2 separate regions of the Homo sapiens genome follow, and region 2 is linked to region 1. A link is an interaction called in ENCODE POLR2A ChIA-PET data of the cell type or tissue named here. Cell type or tissue: B cell. All regions are shown on one strand.

What was found. ChIA-PET counts read pairs that join two places held together with the same protein. Peaks named below come from ENCODE experiments on the same cell type or tissue, not always from the same donor. Only the 100,000 strongest peaks of a DNase experiment are listed, where the experiment ranks them.
Region 2: POLR2A ChIA-PET joins it to region 1 with 10 read pairs; 8 of 35 experiments call an interaction of 5 or more read pairs at or near these places.

Annotation. Positions count from the first base shown.
Region 1 is chr20:44,515,845-44,518,344 of GRCh38, reverse strand. The region is part of intron 1 of SERINC3 (serine incorporator 3); the gene reads left to right. Among named protein-coding and RNA genes, the nearest start is that of SERINC3, 5.0 kb to the left of the region's middle. In B cell, no CTCF peak of the experiment used is centred here; no DNase peak of the experiment used is centred here; H3K27ac peaks cover 972 bases.
Region 2 is chr20:44,645,559-44,648,058 of GRCh38, reverse strand. The region is part of intron 1 of ADA (adenosine deaminase); the gene reads left to right. Among named protein-coding and RNA genes, the nearest start is that of ADA, 4.9 kb to the left of the region's middle. RefSeq lists enhancers at 1, 1,390-1,905, 1,839-1,938, 754-2,007, silencers at 24-192, 2,069-2,148 and cis regulatory regions at 750-1,345, 1,729-1,756, 2,445-2,500. In B cell, no CTCF peak of the experiment used is centred here; DNase peaks (open chromatin) are centred at 1,038 and 1,778; H3K4me3 peaks cover 690 bases; H3K27ac peaks cover 1,001 bases.

The sequences.
Region 1 (2,500 bases):
CTTCTTTTTTTTTTTTTTTTTTTTTTGAGGCTAATTTTGCATTTTTAGTAGAGACAGGATTTCACTGTGTTGGCCTGGCGGGTCTTGAACTCCTGACCTCAGGTGATCTGCCTGCCTTGGCTTCCCAAAGTGCTGGGATTACAGGCGTGAGCCACTGTGCCGGCCAACTCAGAGCTTCTGAATGGGTCGCTACAGCTGTGAGATGGGAACTTTTGCGCTTAATCCAGATGAGAGATGATAGTTGTGGCTTGGACAAAGGTGATAGCTAAGGATACTGTGAAAATGGTCAGATTCTGGATATATTTTAAGGGTAGAGCTGATGTACTGACAGATTGGATGAGGATTTTGGGAAAAGGGAAGGCATTCGGGATGACTCCAGGTTTTGGGCCCAAGCAACAGGAAGAATGGAGTTGTCATTTACTGAAATAGAAAAATGACATAACATATAGTAGGACAGATTTGTCCCACAGATATTTACTGAGTACCTGCTCTGTAAAGATACAAAAGATATAACGTTGTAAAGATAGTCTCCCCTTCGAGATATTTACATTCTTAAGACAACTATAGGTAAGTAAGTTTATTAGTTTGCCAGGGCTTTATAACAAAGTACCACAGACCGAGTGGCTTAAACCCAGTGATTTCTTATCTCTGAATTCTAGAGGCTGGAAGTCTGGGATGAAGGTGTCAGCAGGGTTGGTTCCTTCTAAGGGTGGTGAGAGAGAATCTGTATCATGCCTCTCCCCTGGCTTTTTTTTTTTTTGGTTTGCTGGCAGTCTTTGATGTTCCTTGGCTTGTAGATCTCTGCCTTCACATGGCATGTGGAATTCTCCCTGTGTTGTAAGCCTTTGTCCAAGTTTCCCCTTTTTATAAGGACACAGTTATATTGAATTAGCTGCTCACTCTACTCCATATAACCTCATCTTAACTTACTACATCTGCAGTGACCAAGTAAGGATACATTTTGAGGAATTGGGCATTAGGACTTCAACATAAGAATTTGTGGAGGACATGCCTCTGCAGTGTTTGGCCTATACTGTAGTTAAGAATTGGAGACTGAGACTGGCTGGTCAATTTCCCATTGCTATTGCAATTACAAATAATAATGGCTACCACGATATATTGAGCCTGATAAATATGTCAGGCATTATACTAGGTTCTTTATATTCCTGACATCATCTCATTCTTTGCTCAATCACCCTGTTCGAGTAGGTGGTATTATGCTCATTTTTACAGATGAGAAAACTGAACTTTTTTAGAATGTTAGCACCCTGCTGCAAACCACACAAAATTATCATAAAGTGCACACAAGATACCATCTATAAAAAAATGAAGATTATTCCTGGGACCATATTTTAAGACCAGAGTTATCCATTGTTTACTTCTGCTAATTCTGAATTAGCTTGTCCTTGTAATATGACTTGATAATGTCACCCCCTCAGAGCAATTTCAAGCAGTTTCCTAATCAAGCATAATGACTCAAATTATATCCTCTCTTAGCTGGGCATGGTGGTGCTTGCTTGTACTCAGGAGGCTGAGGCCAGAGGATCGCTTGAGCCCAGGAGTTTGATGCTGCAGTGAGCTGTGATCACACAACTGTACTCCAGCTTGGGCAACAGAGTGACGCCTTGTCTTTTTAAAACAAAACAAAACAAAGGCCGGGTGCATTGGCTCATGCATGTAATCCCAGCCCTTTGGGAGGCGGAGGCGGGCAGATCACTTGAGGTCAGGAATTCGAGACCAGCCTGGCCAACATGGTGAAACCCTGTCTTTACACAAAAATTAGCTGAGCATGGTGGCACGTGTCTGTAATCCCTGTAATCCCAGCTACTTGGGAGGCTGAGGTAGAATTGCTTGATCCCAGGAGGGTGAGGTTGCAGTGAGCCGAGATGGCGTTACTGCACTCCAGCCTGGGAGACAGAGTGAGAACCTGTCTCAAAAAAAAAGAAAGAAAAGAAAAAAAGAAATAAAATTATATCTTCTTTCATGTAGTGTGGTCACTAACAGATTTTAGCAGACTAAAGATCTAGGTTACTCTTTTTTTTTGAGACGGAGTCTCAGTCTGTCGCCCAGGCTGGAGTGCAGTGGCACAATCTTGGCTCACTGCAACCTTGGCCACCCGGGTTCAAGCAGTTCTCCTGCCTCAGCCTCCTGAGTAGCTGGGATTACAGGTGCCTGCCACTGCACCCGGCTAATTTTTGTATTTTTAGTAGAGATGGGGTTTCACCATCTTGGCCAGGCTGGTCTTGAACTCCTGACCTTGTGGTCCACCTGCCTTGGCCTCCCAAAGTGCTGGGATTACAGGCGTGAGCCACCACGCCTGGCCCTAGGTTACTCTTTAAAAAAAAGGAGGTAAAGTTGACATAAAATTAACCATTTCAAAATGTTTAGTGGGCCGGGTGCAGTATCTCACGCCTGTAATCCAGCACTTTCGGTGGCCAGTGTGGGTGGATTGCCTGAGCTCAGGAATTCAAGACCAGCCTGGGCAACATGACAAAACCCT
Region 2 (2,500 bases), 130 kb before region 1:
GACTTTTTCTTTTTTGCCAGAATCTCACTCTGTCGCCCAAGCTGGAGTGCAGTGGCAAGATTTTGGGTCCCTGCAACCTCTGCCTCCTGGGTTCATGCGATCCTCCTGCCTCAGCCTCCCAAGTAGCTGGGACTACAGGCGTGTGCCGCAGTCTCACTCTGTTGCCCAGGCTGGAGTGCAGTGGTGTGATCCTGGCTCACTACAACCTCCACCTCCCGAGTTCAAGCCATTCTTCTGCCTCAGCCTCCGGAGTAGCTGGGATTACAGGCGTCCACCACCACGCCCGGCTAATTTTTGTATTTTTAGTAGAGACAGGGTTTCACCACGTTAGCCAGCTGGTCTCGAACTCCTGATCTCAGGTGATCCTCCCACCTTGGCTTCCCAAAGCGCTGGGATTACAGGTGTGAGCCACTGTGCCCGGCTAGTAACTTTTATCTCACGGAATCCTCTGGACGACTTGACAAGGCATGGGTCTTCATCCCCATTTACAGATGAAGAAACTGAAGCTTAGGGAGTGGAGGGACTTGCCAGGGCTACACAAAATCTGAGAGCCTTGAAGCTGTAGACTGGCAAGTGAACAGGTACAGGCTGGGACAGCAGTTTCTTTCTTTTTTTCTTTTTTTAGACAGAGTTTCGCTCTTGTTGCCCAGGCTGGAGTGCAATGGCACGACCTCGGCTCACTGCAACCTTCGCCTCCCAGGTTCAAGTGATTCTTCTGCCTCAGCCTCCCAAGTAGCTGGAATTACAGGCATGCACCACCATGCCCGGCTAATTTTTTGTATTTTTAGTAGAGACGGGGTTTCTCCTTGTTGGCCAGGCTGGTCTCGAACTCCCGACTTCAGGTGATCCGCCCACCTCAGCCTCCCAAAGTGCCGGGATTACAGGCATGAGCCACCGCACCCGGCCAAGGGACAGCAGTTTCTAAACTGTCCCTCTCTGATGCAGAGGGGAATTGGGGCTAAATCAGCAATGTGCCTTTTCTGTCTCATATTTGAATGTCTACTCTGCACGAGGCGCTGTCCTGCTTTGCATACAGTGACTCATTTAATGTTTATGTCAGCCCTCTGAGGAAGGTCCTGTCCTATTATTAACTTCACTTATTATGAGGAAACTGAGACTCAGAGAGGGGAGGGAACTTGCCAAAGTCACACAGCTGGCAAGCAGCAGAGCTAGACTTGAACCCAGATCTGCCTGCACTCAAGTAGAAGCTGTTCATTGCTTTGCTCATTTGCCAATTCCACTTTATGCAAAAAAGAGGGGGCAGTGTGGGGGGAAGAGTTAGAATCAGGGTGGCAGGGTGGGCCAGTGCATTAGCCCTGGGCTTCAGATGTACTGGGGTTGAATTCCTGCCTGCCGCTTAGCAGCTAGGGTACCTCAGGTAGACAACTCCTGAAACTCAGCTTCCCCCTCTGTAAAATGGGGTGACAAAACCAAGATCTTGGGGTTCTTGGGGAAACTGACATGCTGATTGGTTTTTGTACAGTGCCTGGCTGGTAACAGCAGGCCCTCAGGGGTGCGTTTCCTTCCTGGGGACTGGAGTGGGGGTTGCAGTAGACTCTGGGAGGCCTCTCCAGCTGCAGAATCTCCCTCCTCCCTCCTCCTTTTTGTCTTCCTGACACAAAACCCACCAGCTGCACTTCTTTGGGCTTGCAGTGGCTTTCAGTTACCAGAGCCACCTGTTAAAACAAAAATGTGCCTAGGAAGAGCCTGCCTTACCCATTTTGACTCACATGGCAGTTGGTGGTGGAGGGGAACAAAGGAGACTGAGTTTCATCGAAGCCTTTTGCTTCGGAGGAGGAAGGGAGGATCAGAGAGAGGAAGTGGTCTGTGTTCACACAGGGAGGCAGGGGAGGCCAGGCAGCTTCCCAATCCTGCATTCAACCTCAGGGTGGGCTTGACCTGGGTGGCTGGGGGCCCTGTGATCCAGGAGAGACTTGTCCACCTGCTCAGGTGTCTTGAAGGGGTCCCTGTGGTACCCCCTGGGGCGGGGCAAGGTAGTAGGACCATGGTCTGGCTGGGGAGGTGGAGAGGAGCAGGCTGTGGGCGCAGAGTGAGGTTGGAATCTGTATTTACCCAAGGTGTTGGGGGTAGGCTTGCCCTCAGCCCTTAATGTTCTCAGGCCCCTGAGCAGTTGTGGGGGATAACCTCTGCACTCCTAGTGACCAGGGAGCTAGAACAGCAAGGAATTTGAACTTGGACACCAGCTGGGGTCAGGCTCTCTGGGTCTGAGTCCTGATTTCCCACTTTCCAGCTAGAGGAGCTTGAATGAGTCATTTAACTTCACGGTGCCTCAGTTTCCCCTCTCTAAAATGAGAATTATACCCATACCCACCTCTCAAACACCAAGTGCAGGCCTGGCTCAGAGCAGGTGCTGCAGCAATAGCTGCCATTGGTCAGCATCATCATCATGGTTGGTAATGGTCCTACTTTGACTTTTGAGACAGAGTCTCACTCTGTCGCCCAGGCTGGAGTGCAGTGGTGCAATCTCGGCTCACTACAA